2 separate regions of the Homo sapiens genome follow, and region 1 is linked to region 2. Evidence: read pairs that join two places in POLR2A ChIA-PET (ENCODE). Cell type or tissue: A673. All regions are shown on one strand. Each heading gives the region's core, and the rest is flanking DNA. Links, peaks and the distances in the headings are about the cores only.

Region 1 (11,984 bases), core at 63-2,562, 130 kb after region 2:
CTAAATTCTGGTAAGGAGTGGGGTCCTTCACTGTTCCAAGATCAGCAGCAGGAGCCTGTGCACAGGGTGGGGCAGCTTCTGGGAGGGGGCCTGGAGTGAGGCCTTACCTAAGCCCTCACATTGTAAGGAGTAGGGCAGAACAGTACCTCTCCAGGAACCTAAGAGAGGCGGGAACTCTGCCCACCTAACAGAATTGCTGTAATTTTCTGAAACGGCTGGGGCAGTTTCTCAAGTAGCTGACACTTATGGGCATTTAAAATTTGCTAAGGGCTTATAATACATTCTCACTTCATCCTCACAATAACCACATGAGTAGACACTCATCCCCTCTTCATAGATGAGTAAAGTCTCAGAGAGTTAAAGTAACCTGGCTGAAGTCACACAGCCAGGATGGTGCAGTGCCAGACTCAGACCCTTGGGTCCTAGGCTGTGTGTGCACAGTGCTGGCAGGAACGGGCTCTGGCTCACTGCCTACCCTGTCCTGTCTCACAGGGTACCACCACCTGTGCCTGCACAGTGAGAGCAACATGCCCCTCACCATGCCTGCGCTCTTCATCTTCCTGGAGATGAAGGACTACATACCTGGTGCTTGGGCAGGTAGGAGCCCATGGCATGCCAGGAGCCTCGGGGTGTCTGTTCCCCCTTCCTTCCCATCAAGCCAGCTTCCAGAGTTGGGGTGGGATCCAGATGGGGCATCCTGGAGTGGGTGAGGACAGGGGAGACTTCCAGCCACATCTCCATATACACTATGTTGTAATGTCCTGTGCACCCACCCAGATCTCACTGTGGCCCTCGCCAACCCCATTAAGTTCTTCAGTGCCCATGACACGAAGTCTGTGAAGCTCAAGGAGGCCATGGGAGGTCTGCCTGAGGTCTGTGTTGCCTGCACTGCTGCCAGGGGCTCACCAGAGATTAGCCCTATTTATGGGAGAGGCTGGGGAGAGGGCCGAGTCCCAGGCTCGGGGAGAGAGGGCTGTCAAGCCACCTTCCTGACCTGCTCTCCCTACACAGAAGCCCTTCCCACTGGCGAGTCCAGTTGCCAGCCAGGTCAATGGGGCGTTGGCCCCAACGAGCAATGGGTCACCAGGTATGAGCTTCGGTCCGCACACCTACTGGGGGCACCTCCACCTCTGCACCCACAGGCACTTCCCTTTAAAAAATTTCACCTAGGGAAAGTGCGGGGCAGGGGGCACATACTGCGACTCCCAGGGGGCGGTGTGGAGGAGGCGAACGGAGCCAAGGGGCCCCCCAGAGCACCTGACAGCCCAGCCCGTGGCTCTTGCAGCAGCCAGGGCCGGGGCCAGGGAAGAGGCTATGAAAGAAGCTGCGGGTAAGGCCTGCTGAGCCCGGTGATCTCGGGGATGAGCCTGGGGCGGGTCCGGGGCTCCTTGGGGGTTGGACGGGCAGGACGGCCTGGCCGGTGTTGCGCCTCACCCGGGCCTCCGCAGAGCCGCGGACCGCCAGCCTGGAGGAGCTCCGGGAGCTAAAGGGCGTGGTGAAGCTGCAGCGGCGGCACGAGAAGGAGCTGCGAGAGTTGGAGCGGCGCGGAGCGCGGCGCTGGGAGGAGCTGCTGCAGCGGGGCGCGGCGCAGCTGGCGGAGCTCGGGCCACCGGGCGTGGGGGGCGTCGGGGCCTGCAAGCTCGGTCCCGGCAAGGGCTCTCGCAAGAAGAGGTAAGGCTCGTGGCGGTGCCCTGCCCTCTGCAGCGCGGGTGGCGCAGGATCTCAGGGCCTGTCCCCACGTGGCCTCCCCAGGAGCCTGCCCCGCGAGGAGAGCGCCGGAGCCGCGCCGGGCGAGGGCCCTGAGGGCGTGGACGGGCGCGTGCGGGAGCTGAAAGACAGGCTGGAGCTGGAGCTGCTGCGGCAGGGCGAGGAGCAGTACGAGTGCGTTCTGAAGCGCAAGGAGCAGCACGTGGCCGAGGTGGCCGGGAGGGGCAGGGCGACAACCCCACCAGCCCCACCGACCCCACCCCCCATGGACCCCATTCGCCCCTCTCACCGACCCAACCCCCTCACCGACTCCCCTCCACCGACCCCCGCCCCCCGTACTCCCTCTGAACAACAAAGGGCTTCTCGCCAAGCTTACTTCCTCTCCCTGCAGCAAATCTCCAAAATGATGGAGCTGGCCAGAGAGAAACAGGCGGCAGAGCTGAAGGCCCTGAAGGAGACGTCGGAGAAGTACGACTGCCTCCCTCCCACACCTGCTTCGCCTCCCAGCAAGGGCTCAGCCGCACAAAACAGCTCCTTCATGCCTGTCTCTCTGCAGCGACACCAAAGAGATGAAGAAAAAGCTGGAGACAAAGAGACTGGAGCGGATCCAGGGCATGACCAAAGTCACCACAGACAAGATGGCCCAGGAGAGGTGAGCCCTGGAGGGGAGGCCCAGGGCTGGGCAGACCCCACTTCAGGTGGAAAGGGGCCTCTCTACAAATGGATCCTGACTCACTTCCCAAAGATGCATCTGTCCCCTGGCTCTCCAAAAAGCGGATCCCCCCTGTCACCTTTGATCAGAGTGTCCTCCTCAGACAAAACACGGAGGCCAACACTACATGGGCAGAGCTCTGGAGGCAGCCAAGCCTGCAGGGAGGGAGCTGAGGCCTTGGGATTGTAGCCTGTCCACTGTGGTGGCACTGTTTCCCACGGAAGGACAGTGTGTTTTGATGGGGAAATGGTTCCCTCAGAGGGCCCCAGGACTCCCAGTGGCCCCTACATACTCCTTGGGTCCCCACACCTGCCCCCAGCTGGTTCCTGCCCTATGTTGGATTTCTCATTTGCCTACATCCTGCGTAGACTTCATGTTACCCTACTCTCCCTAGGGGTTTTCTCCCTTTTCTAAAACTCCAATTACACCAACAGGTTGAAGAGAGAGATTAACAACTCCCACATCCAGGAAGTAGTGCAGGTGATCAAGCAGGTGTGTAAGGGCTGTGTCCTTCCTAAACACACACACACACACACACACACACACACTCTCTCTCTCTCTCTCTCTCTCTCTCTCTCTCTCTCTCTCTTCACAAGTAGGAAGGGGTGGCCCCAGGCCCTGACTTTGCCCTTAGGAGATGCACTGCCTAGCGCTGTCCATGCAGCTGGGGTGGCAGGGGACATCCTGGGGTTCTGGCCTGTGTATGGAGGTTGGGGTACCAGCCTGAAGGGATCTGTCTCTGGCCAGTTCTCATGTGTGGAAATGATATGGGCTAACTGGCCCATATCAGGGCCAGGGGAGGCTGGGACTGGCGAGGGTCAGGGGATGAAGAGGGAGTGAGGAAGCTTCCTGAGGTGCCAAGGAATAATGGACCTGAAGCTCCCCTAGGGATCATTAACCACAGAACACAGCTGCCACCTACTGGGTCCTGACCTGTGCCAGGCACTCTGCCAGGTGCCTCACATGAGCTGTCTTGTATAATCTTTTACAGTCCAGTGAGACAGGTGCTGCTATCCTTATCTTACAAATTTTAAAAACTACCTAATGTTAAGGAATTTGCCCAAAGTCTTACAACTAGTTAGCTGGGATTACAGCTGGATTCTGACCCAGCTTGCCTGTCTGTGTTGTCCTGATTCTCTGCCATCCACTCCCACCCAGATGACGGAGAACTTGGAGAGGCACCAGGAGAAGCTGGAGGAGAAGCAGGCGGCTTGCCTGGAACAGATACGGGAGATGGAAAAGCAGGTAACAGGTTCACTACTGGGACCCCCAGCAGAACTGAATGGGTTCCGGGTTGTAAAGGGGCCTTGCCCCAGGGAGCTGCCAGTGAGAGGGTAGGGGAAGGGGGCCATCATCCTTCACTGTGGGGTCCCGAGGCCCTTTCAAATGAGGCAGCTCTGCAGATCTCCGCCTGGTTAGGATCCCCTTTCCTGAGAGGCTCCTGATGGGCTCTACCACTCCCCCACCCTGCCTCTCACCCCAGTCTCCTGGGAGCTCCGAACATGGATATTGGGCATCTCCTGTTCCCACTGTCCAGGGAGCGAGGGTGGCCAGCAGGCCCCTCCTGAGCCAGGCAGGGGTCCTTGCTGTCTCCACAGTTCCAGAAGGAGGCGCTGGCAGAGTACGAGGCCAGGATGAAGGGTCTGGAGGCAGAGGTGAAGGAGTCGGTGAGGGCCTGCCTCAGGACCTGCTTTCCCTCCGAGGCCAAGGACAAGCCTGAGAGGGCCTGCGAGTGCCCCCCAGAGCTGTGTGAGCAGGACCCACTCATAGCAAAGGCAGATGCCCAGGAGAGCCGCCTCTGATGCCCCCATCCCACTGGGACATTTAGCAAGGAGGTTCAGCCCCTTCTCTGGGATGTGGTTCTATTCCCCCAGGAAAAAGGAGCCCCAGCCTTCTGAGGCTGTGGGAACCTGTGGCTGCCTTGGACGCTGCAGCCCCCTCCTCAACGGCCAGGCCAGAGTCTGAGACAGGACCCAGGCACCCTCACGGCAGGGCCTCTCTGGGGCCTAGAAGTCTTCTCAAGCTGACTTCCTACCTCCCCCTCCATCTCTAGATAAGTGTCATATATTTGTTGAGGGCAAAAGACTATGGACTGGAAGGCAGAAAGTGGGATCCTGGCCCCACTCTGCCTTTCCTATTGAGCAACCAGCTCTGGGCTCAGTTTCCTCACCTGGAGGGTTGGACCCACTCACCTCCACTCTAGCCCCGAACCCTCCTGCCCCAGGCTTCCAGGCCCCATCAGGCCTGCCCTGAGTTGGCCTTGTCCACTCCTTGAGGCAGATCCTGGCACTACCTCACAGCTCCCTGGGGACGGCCACTCCCTGGCTGAGGGCCCTCCCCTCCCCTCTGCCTGTCCGGAACGGGAGGCTGAAATGGAAAAGCTGCCTTGGCCCTGCTTGGCTGAGTCACAAGGGGCAGTGGGCTCTTGGGTGCTGTTCCACCCTGACCCTGGCTCACCCCTCTTCCTAGGCCTGGGGGCAGGCAGTTCCTACCATGTACCCCTCTCAGGCTGCCTGCCTGACAAGGTCAGCATCATTTGCTCTCCTGAATTTATGAGGTTTATTTATTTTTCTCTTTCCTACTCCTATTAAAGAACCTCGTCCCAGTGTTTCCTGCTTAAGCCTGGTCTCTATTCTACAGGTAGAAAATGGGGGCAGGGTAGTGGAGTGCCCCTGAAATGAAACGGGCTGGGGAAAAAAAAATCTCTTGGGAGCTGAACCCAGGGTGAGGTCCTTTCCAGAGTCCAGTGAAATGGCCCTGCCTCTGGACTTGAAGAGGATTCATTTCCCCTTCTGCTGGCCCTGATGCCACAATCACTGGAAAATTATGTCACCCCCTCTTCGCCCCCACACAGATGTGGCCCTTCATTGTCTCCACTCTCGGGGTTGGAGCAGAAGAGCTGAGTGCAAAGATGTCCCCTATTTTAGGGGGAGTTCCAAACTTTTAGGCAATCTAGGCCCCTTTAGGAAGACAGAGTGGTTGGATGCTCAGGACCCTATGGCAGCTATGGTTGACCTCAAAACTTGCTGTGGAGGGGCTTGTGGGCAGCCACTCACTGCACCGATGACATGATCCCAAATCCCAAATAGGGACAGGCACTGGCTTAGGAGGCAGAGGGGGATTGATTCTGGGAAGAGGTTGTTTTCTTATTAGAGTTACAGCACATGCCGTTAGCTGTGAGCACCTGTTCCTTTGGAAAGTAAACAGGTCCTCCTGCCCCCACCCTGCCATCCCATCCCTCTGGGAGTCTGACCTCTGGGATTCTACCAGGCCCTGGCTGTAGGGTGAGGTGAGGGGGCTGATCATTTACTGGGCTAAGGCCTAGCATTGATCAGCCTGCTCCCTACATCATTACAGACTGGATACGCTGGGGCAGACCACCTATACCCCAGGGTGGTGCCCTATGTTCAACCCTTCTGCCAGGCACTGGGCTGTAAAGGTGAGGATTCGGGCCTAGAGGAACTCACTGACCCAGGCATGTGCACGTAAGCCAGAGCCAGAGCCCAATGGAGCCCACTGGGCAGCCCCCAGATTTTGCTGATGACTGTACAGGAGAAGGAAAAGCTGCCTTCCCCTCACCTCTGGGCCAGGCCACGCAGAGTCTCTGGGCTCCCAGTCTGGAGCTGGGTAGCCCAGGAATGGGGAAGGCGATGCAATCCTGCCCCCGGAGAGGCCTCTGCATAGCCGACTGGGGCCTTCCCATGTGGCCAGGCCTAGATACCTGCCTCCCTGCTTTCCTCCCAAAAAGGCAAGGTGTCCCTTAGGCAAATGCCATCTCTGGGTCCTGGAGATGAATTAGTCTCTGGCTGCAGGGGATGTATAGAAGAAGAGTTGACGCCTTCCCTTGGGGTACTGGGGCAGGTGAAGGACACCTGGGTTCCATCACTGCTGTGTATCTATGGGACTGGGGCAAGGCTCCCTTCACGCATCATGCCTCAGTTTCACCTTTTGCACAAAGAGAAGGGTCCCTACCCCTTTCCCAATTCCATTGCTGACTCAGACTCGAGTCCCCTGCTGACTCACCCCGCCCCCTGCATCCCCTGAGCAGCCCTCTGGATCTCCCAGACACATGCCACCAGGCCCAACCCTGCCAAGCTGGTGCAACGTGACAGCGTGAGGGGGCTGGTGACACTTGAGGAAAGAAGGGGCCTGAGAGGGAGGCAGTTGCAGACAGAGTGGCAGACCACACTGAGGCATCTTGGGGAGGGAGCCCTTCTGCCAGCCTGGGGCCTGCTGGGAGGACAGGCCCAGCAGGTGGGACAGGAGGGGAGAGGAGGGGAGGTGAGTATGACGTGCCTGCCTGCCCCCTGCCTGCCTGGGCTCCATCTCCTGTCAGCCTTCAGCTCCCTAAGCGACAGCTTCTAATTCCGGCTGTTGGTGCCTCTGTGCTCTGCAGCAAAGTCTCAGCTTTTTTTCAGCTTTGCTGTTTCTTTTCTGTTCAGAACATACTGAGCCCATAGAGAAGTCAGAGCAAAGGCTCCAGGGCTCGAGACCTGGCACCACCACCCCCTTCCTGCCATGGGAACCAACTGCTCCTTCCAAAGGGTACCCAGCACAGCACTTTCTGCCCCAACTCTTCTTCCCTGGAACTGTCTCAATCCACCACGGAGGAACAGGAACAGAAATGAAGCTCAGTTGTCTCAGGGAGGAGGGGCTCTTCAGGACCAAGAAAGTGCCCATTCTGGGTTTCTGCTGCTTCTCTCCTCCACCTGGGGGGGTGTGAGTCATGGCTTGTCAGGCTGGTGGGCCACACACAGGTTCCAGGGGTACACCCTCCTCTGACCTTGGAAATAGAAGGGAAGAAAGCAATTTCCCTCACAGTGCTGAAAAGAGAAGTTGAGTCATAAAGGGAAGAAAAGCCTTTCTTCTGCTGAGTAAAGGAGAGCATTCCTGCCCAGTTACTGGGGGTGGAGAGTCTCTATCCATTCCTGGGGGCCACCCCAGAAGGGGGCCCTAGCTCTGGGGCGGGAGCAGCTTTGAGGGCTGCACTCTAAATAACTATGCAGCTCTAGAAAACAAAACAAAACAAAATAAAAAAAATGAAATAACTATGCAGCTCTTTCCCTGACACTTTCTAACTTGTTCTTGTGTAAAGCAGGCAGGGCTGGTATTTATCAGTCTCATTTTGCAGCTGAGAATATGCAGGCTTGGAGCCACACTGCTAGTAAATGCCTTCAAGCTGGGACTTAACGCTGATGTCAGATCTGTGGCCTTTTCATGACACCAGGAAAGAAAATTGGCAGATCCCTGACCAAAGGCTTAACAAATGCAAAAAGAGAAAAGGGGGGCTTCGTAGTGGATGCAGGTACACATCACACGCTCCTCACGTGACAGAGGGGAGTGGGAGCCTCTGCTCCATGGCCTGGGTGCCAAATTCAAGGTGGACATCCCCGGAGCCTGGGAGCTGGAGAGAGGCAAGGGGTTCAGGGTGCAGGGCCATGAGCCCACTTTGCCACGCCTATCTATGCCCAGTACCTTTCCCCAGGCATCTCCTACTCCAAAGCATCTGCTCAGACTGAGAACACCATCATTCTTCCCTTATTTCCTGTCTCTGATAGGAAGGGACCCCTTAAAGCAGCCCTCAATAGTGTCCCCTGAAGGTTTATCCTGCTTCCAAGCCTTTGCCTCCAGAACCCGTCTGGAATTACTTCCTTTTTTTTTTTTTTTTTTTTTTTTTTTTGACGGAGTCTCACTCTGTCTCCAGGCTGGAGTGCAGTGGCGTGATCTCGGCTCACTGCAACCTCTGCCTCCCAGGTTCAAGCAATTCTCCTGCGTCAGCCTCCCAAGTAGCAGGGACTACAGGCGCGTGCCACCGCGCCCAGCTAATTTTTGTATTTTTAGTAGAGACGGGGTTTCACCATGTTGGCCAGGATGGTCTCGATCCCTTGATCTCGTGATCCGCCCGCCTCGGCCTCCCAAAGTGCTGGGATTACAGGCGTGAGCCACTGCACCCGGCCTGGGATTCCTTCCTTCTTTCTTTTGCAGCCAGATCCCGCACATCCTTGAAGGCCTATCTTTAAAAGGCCCGAGAGCCCTCTCCTGCCCACAACTCCATCTTTTCATCCAAGGACTGTGTTGGTACGTATTTAGCAGAAGAATTCAGCCCTCAGGTGACAACGTCCATTTTTTAAGTCCCAGTGTTGTCTTCTTAAGAGGTGGAACGTCTCGCACCCAGAACCGAGATTCTGTCTCTCTCTTACCCGCTGCCGGCAACAAAATGTGCGGCTCATGAAAAGTCTCAGTAAATTCTGCAGCTGATAACTGCTTTACTCCTTACTTTACAAATATCCATTCCAACCCTACTCACACCCTCCCCACCACCCACACCCAGGCTCTGAGGCGCCCTAACTCTGCTCCGCCCAGGCCTGTGTATCATCCCCCCTCCTCCAGGACCGAGGGGGACCTGCTGGCCGGAGGGAGAGGAGATGCAGTGGTTTCTCCAAGCATCTTACGGAAAATGGAACTTGTGCTCGCCTCCTCTCTTTAGGGGTCAGCCAGTGGTCAGAGCCAGAGCCCTGTGGCCTGGGGGTTGTTTTGTGCTCAAGGGAGAAGCGAGGGGCAGGGAACCTCGAGTGGGTCCCTAGCTCTTTCCAGGGTGGCGGCGCCAGGGAACTTTTAACATGTCCGCGGCACTCCCGGGTCCTAAGGAGCCCCTCCCTGGTCTGGGCGTCTACACTCTGCCCGCTAGGCAGCCACCAGGAGCTGGCACGCGGGCGCGTTGTCGGGGTTGGAGACGTCTGAAATTGGAGAGCGCACTCGGACCCCACCCCTCGTTCCCAGGGAGCGTGTGCGGGTGGAACAATTGTGTGTGAGTGCGTGATTCTCTGCACTTCGAGTGGCAGTTCCCAGCCAGGCTGAGCGCCCCCAATCCGCGGCACGTATACCCCCTCCCCCAAATTACTCCTCATCCGCCTTTCGCTGCCACCCCTAGCTCGCGCGTGGTCCAGTTCTGCGCTCATGGGGTCCCAATTCCTTTCACCCTGGACCGATGGGGGCAGCTTTCAGTCTTCCCCGACGAGGCCGAGGTCCCGCCAGTTTCTAAGGAGCCGAGGGCACCGACTCGGTTGGGGGCGGAGGGCGGGGAGAGAAGACTGCGACTTTGGGATTGGCCCGGTTGGGTGCATGTGGCCCCCGGCGAGCAGCCCCCGCCCCCGCCCCGCAACCGCCGCCGCATTCCCAGGGGAGCGCGGAGGAGGAACCGCTCCCCTACTTCGTGGCCCACGAAGGGGTGGGGGTCAGGAGCGGTCTCCCCCGCCCCGTCCGTCTCTGCCCTGACGGCGCAGTCCGCTCCCAGGACAGCCATTGCCATGGAGACCCCCAAGGCTATAAAGTCAGGTATCTAGGCGGGCGGCAGCTCCCGCGCCGCTGAGCCCCCCAAGTAAGGAGCAAGCGCCCTGGCGTGGCCCGGCCCCCGCGAGAGGGGAGGAGGCGGAGGAACGGCGCCAGCAGCTTGAGGAGCGGCGCGCCCCGCCAGGGCTGGAGGCAGGCGTGCACGGCGGGCGCCACCGTCGCTGCGGGGGAGCGGGGGCTGCCCTGGGTGCGGGTGAGTGGCACGGCGGCTCCAAACCACGAGGACTGAGGGGCGCCGGACACCGGGAAAGCGGCGAGAGACTCGGGAGAGGGTCGAGTCTCTGCTCCCGACGTCTGGTGGCGGGCCAGGAGCGGAGCCCGGAGTAGCGAGCAATCAACACCTCCAGGCGGGAGGCCCGGGGAAGGAGCGGCGACACGCCAGGCGTGCGGCCCAGGAGCGGCGGGGCAGTCGGAGCCTCCGGGACAGCGGAGTAGGAACCTCGGGACCCTCGGCTGCAGCCGCCCACGCGCGGAGGGAGAGGTATCAGAGCGCGGGCGGAGGCCGGAGCCCCGCGGGGCGCGAGAACAGGGGCGCCCCCGTGCGGAACTGCCAGGCTGCCCGGGCGCGGCGGCCGGGGCCATGCTCAAACCCAAGGACCTGTGCCCCCGAGCGGGGACGCGCACCTTCCTGGAGGCCATGCAGGCGGGCAAAGTGCACTTGGCCCGCTTCGTGTTGGATGCGCTGGACCGCAGCATCATCGACTGCCGCGCGGAGCAGGGCCGTACGCCGCTCATGGTGGCCGTGGGGCTGCCGGACCCCGCGCTGCGCGCGCGCTTCGTGCGGCTGCTGCTCGAGCAGGGTGCTGCAGTGAACCTGCGAGACGAGCGCGGCCGCACCGCACTCAGCCTGGCGTGCGAGCGAGGCCACCTGGACGCCGTGCAGCTGCTGGTGCAGTTCAGCGGTGACCCCGAGGCGGCCGACTCTGCGGGCAACAGCCCGGTGATGTGGGCGGCGGCCTGCGGCCACGGGGCGGTGCTCGAGTTCCTGGTGCGGTCCTTCCGCCGCCTAGGCCTGCGCCTCGACCGCACCAACCGTGCGGGGCTCACCGCGCTGCAACTGGCCGCCGCCCGCGGCCACGGGACCTGTGTGCAGGCCCTCACCGGGCCCTGGGGCCGCGCCGCCGCCGCCGCTGCGGCCCGGGGCTCCAACTCCGATAGTCCCCCTGGCCGCCCGGCCCCCGCGGCCAGCCCCGAGCATCGACGACCCAGCCCCCGCCGCCTCCCGCGGCCTCTCCTGGCGCGCTTTGCGCGAGCGGCGGGCGGCCACGGCGGCGAGGCTGGCTCAGCGGGCAAGAATTCGGGCCGGCACCGGGCGCAGGGCAGCGAACGGCCCGAGCTGGGTCGGAGCATGAGCCTGGCTCTAGGTGCGGTAACCGAGGAGGAGGCTGCCCGCCTGCGGGCTGGGGCCCTGATGGCCCTACCAAACTCGCCCCAGTCTTCGGGGACTGGGCGGTGGCGCTCACAGGAGGTGCTGGAGGGAGCGCCCCCAACCTTAGCGCAAGCCCCCATTGGCCTCAGTCCCCACCCGGAGGGCGGCCCCGGCTCTGGCCGCCTGGGTTTGCGCCGACGCTCCACAGCCCCAGATATCCCCAGCCTGGTCGGGGAGGCGCCAGGGCCCGAGAGTGGCCCGGAGTTAGAGGCCAACGCTCTGTCTGTCTCGGTGCCTGGGCCGAACCCTTGGCAGGCGGGCACCGAGGCTGTGGTGCTGCGTGCTCAGCGGTAAACGGCGCCAAGGCCCGAGGCCTGCTTCCCCTACCCTCCCGTTTCTACTCCACTGGTATTTCTCTCTTCTAGGTCCCTCACCTTTTCGGCAGCCGCCCCCCGCAGTCCATTTTGGAACCTGCCTCCCTGCCAAGGCGAGACCTCCACCAGCCCTCCACCAGAAATAAGGGACCTCCATCTTCTTTTTTGTGCTCCTCGGTATTCCCTGCCTAGGTCTAGAGGTGTCGATTGACTGGTTCCGTAGGCTACAGCCAGGAAGGTGGATTCCCCCTCCCCAGCCCTCAGGCTCAATCCTGGGTCGGCCTAGCCATCTGTCGCTCCTGTCCGGCCCCCCTCCCCTCGCTGGGTTTCCCAACAACTGGGCAGCCAGGTAAATAGAAGGGTCCACCTTGGAGAATAAGGACCCAGCCTCCCCACTTTCTGCCTACTGATGCTGACAATAATCCCACAAACTACCAAAGTCTCCTTTCCCTCCAAGTGTGGGAGAAGGAAA
Region 2 (2,620 bases), core at 1-2,500:
TGTGGGCAGGGTGGGAAAGCCGCCACATCTCTACTTCCCAAGAAAGGCCACTAGGTGCAGGAAAAGGGGGCGAAGGGTCTCAGGACTAGTGAAAGTCTGCATTGAAGGCTCTGCCGATGACCAGCCGCCTCACCTCGCTGGTCCCAGCCCCTATCTCATACAGCTTGGCATCTCGAAGAAAGCGGCCCATGGGAAAGTCATTGATGTAGCCATTGCCACCTGCAACCAGGGTTTGGGCAGAGAAGAAAGGAAGTGATTGACAAAACAAAGAAAGCAAACAGAATGCCAAGTATATAGAAACAGGCCACAGGAGGAGAGGGTGATTAAAGAAAAGCAGCAAAAGGTAGCAAGAGGGAGGGGTGTGGGGAATACACTAGTCCTTCCTTATCCTTGGAGGATACATTCCAAGACCCCAGTGGATGCCTGAAACCGTAGATAGTACCGAACCCCATATATATGTTGTTTTTTTCCCTATACATACATACTTATGAGAAAGTTTAATTTATGAGCTAGGCATAGTAACAGATCAACAATAATAACAAATACTAAAATAGAACTATTATGACATGCCAGCATCACTACTCTTGCAATCTGGGGCCACTGAGCAAAATAAGAGTTACTTGAACACAGGCACTCTGATATCAGGACAGCTGATTGGATACCCTAGGTGACTACTAACGGGCAGGTAGCCCACATAGCATAGATAGGCTGCACAAAGGGACGATTCACGTACCAAACATGACAGAGCAGCATGGCACAACACTTCAAGCTATTCAGGATGGTGTGGATTTGAAACTTATGAACTATTTCTAGAAATTTCCATTTAGCTTTTTTTTTTTTTTTTTTGGAGTCATGCTCTGTGGCCTAGGCTGGAGTGCAGTGGCATGATATTGGCTCTCTGCAACCTCCGCATCCAAGGTTCAAGTGATTCTCCTGCCTCAGCCTCCTGAGTAGCTGGGATTACAGGCGCGCACCACTGCACCCAGCTAATTTTTGTATTTTTAGTAGAGATGGGGTTTCACCACGTTGGTCAGGCTGGTCTCGAACTCCTGACCTCAGGTGATCCACCTGCCTCGGCCTCCCAAAGTGCTGGGATTACAGGTGTGAGCCACCGTGCCCGGCCTTTTTTTTTTTTTTTTTTTCCGAGACGGAGTTTCACTCTTGTCACTCAGGCTGGAGTGCAATGGCGCGATCTCCGGTCACTGCAACCTCCGCCTCCTGGGTTCAAGAGATTCTCCAGCCTCAGCCTTCCAAATAGCTGGGATTACAGGCTCCTGCCACCACACTTGGCTAATTTTTTTTTGTATTTTTAGTAGAAACAGGGTTTCACCATGTTGGCCAGGCTGGTCTCAAACTCCTGATCTCAGGTGATTCACTGGCCTCAGTCTCCTAAAGTGTTGGAATTACAGGTGTGAGCCACTGTGCCCAGCCACATCTCCCTTTCCCATTTCCTAGCATCTATGAGGCGGGGAGGATGAGAGGGGGGTGTTGCCGAAGGCAGCAGCAACTCCTGGCATCTAGCAGTTTTCTCATTTGCTTTCCATTTCCTCCTTGTAACTGGGACAGAAAGAGCCCGAAGGTCCCAGCTCAGCTGGGCCTAGCATAAGCACATAGTGAGGAGTGGAGAAGTGGAGAGGAAATTGCTTTTTTTTGAGACAGCCTCTCGCTCTGTCACCTAGGCTGGAGTGCAATGGTGCAATCTTTGTTCACTGCAACCTCTGCCTCCCGGGTTCAAGCGATTCTCCTGCCTCAGCCTCCCAAGTAGCTGGGATTACAGGCATGCACCATCATGCCCGGCATGCGGTTTCACCATGTTGGCCAGGCTGGTCTTGAACTCCTGACCTCAGGTGATCTGCCTACCTCGGCCTCCCAAAGTGCTGGGATTATAGGTGTGAGCCACCACGCCCGCCCTGAAACTGCTTTCTGAAGCAGCCACAGGCCCCAGGAGTGAGGGAGCCCCGGGACTGGGAAGTGGGGATCACTCACCAAAACACTGAATGCCGTCCAGGGCTACCTGTGTGGCACACTCAGCTGAGTAAAGAATCACACCTGCACAGTCCTACGGGAGGAAGCTGGGGTCAGCAGGGCCCTGCGAGGCACGCAGACAGCAAGTCTCAGCAGCTGGTCCACTGCCCCCGCCTCTCCCCGACTGAGGCTGGCCCTCACCTTAGCAGTGCAATGGCCCTCATCGCAGGCCTTGGCGACATTGTAGACATACTGCCGACACGCCATGAGGCGGGTGTACATGTCAGCCATCTTCCCCTGCATCAACTGGGCACAAAGGGATGTCACAGGTCAACATGCTGGAACACTCTCTCAGTTACCAAAAGCAGGTCAGCAATGGCAACAAGACAGCCAAGGATGAGGAAGCAGGGGCATGGAGAGGAGATGGGATTTACTCAGGATGATGGAGATGGGGGCAGGTGTGGGAGTTAGGGCCACAGAGTGGCTGTTCCACAGCCCGCATGACACCCCGAAGTGGCCATCACTGCCTCCGAAAGGCATGGCTCCCAAGGCACCATTTACTCCAATGCTTATTACCTTCCAGCAGCTTCTTCGGACCAGAAGGTCTAACTACAAATAGCAACCTCTTTCCCTTCTGCCCCCACAACTTGCACGC

Evidence for each region. Peaks named below come from ENCODE experiments on the same cell type or tissue, not always from the same donor. Only the 100,000 strongest peaks of a DNase experiment are listed, where the experiment ranks them.
Region 1: POLR2A ChIA-PET joins it to region 2 with 10 read pairs; 8 of 35 experiments call an interaction of 5 or more read pairs at or near these places.

Annotation. Positions count from the first base shown.
Region 1 is chr15:40,280,952-40,292,935 of GRCh38, reverse strand. PLCB2 (phospholipase C beta 2) reads left to right here. Exons shown (of 32, transcript NM_004573.3): 21 at 1-10; 22 at 493-597; 23 at 778-872; 24 at 1,012-1,087; 25 at 1,286-1,330; 26 at 1,449-1,671; 27 at 1,753-1,918; 28 at 2,099-2,175; 29 at 2,264-2,359; 30 at 2,854-2,911; 31 at 3,578-3,664; 32 at 4,018-5,027. The coding sequence ends at 4,221. It overlaps ANKRD63 (ankyrin repeat domain 63), which reads left to right and starts at 9,872. Exons shown (of 1, transcript NM_001190479.3): 1 at 9,872-11,984. The coding sequence starts at 10,350. The coding sequence ends at 11,492. RefSeq lists enhancers at 539-1,083, 1,084-1,629 and silencers at 9,911-9,980, 10,051-10,110, 10,121-10,390. In A673, for the core only: no CTCF peak of the experiment used is centred there; a DNase peak (open chromatin) is centred at 1,525; H3K4me3 peaks cover 685 bases.
Region 2 is chr15:40,415,729-40,418,348 of GRCh38, reverse strand. IVD (isovaleryl-CoA dehydrogenase) reads right to left here. Exons shown (of 12, transcript NM_002225.5): 10 at 2,167-2,271; 11 at 1,987-2,059; 12 at 1-219. The coding sequence ends at 86. Among named protein-coding and RNA genes, the nearest start is that of IVD, 11 kb to the right of the region's middle. In A673, for the core only: no CTCF peak of the experiment used is centred there; no DNase peak of the experiment used is centred there.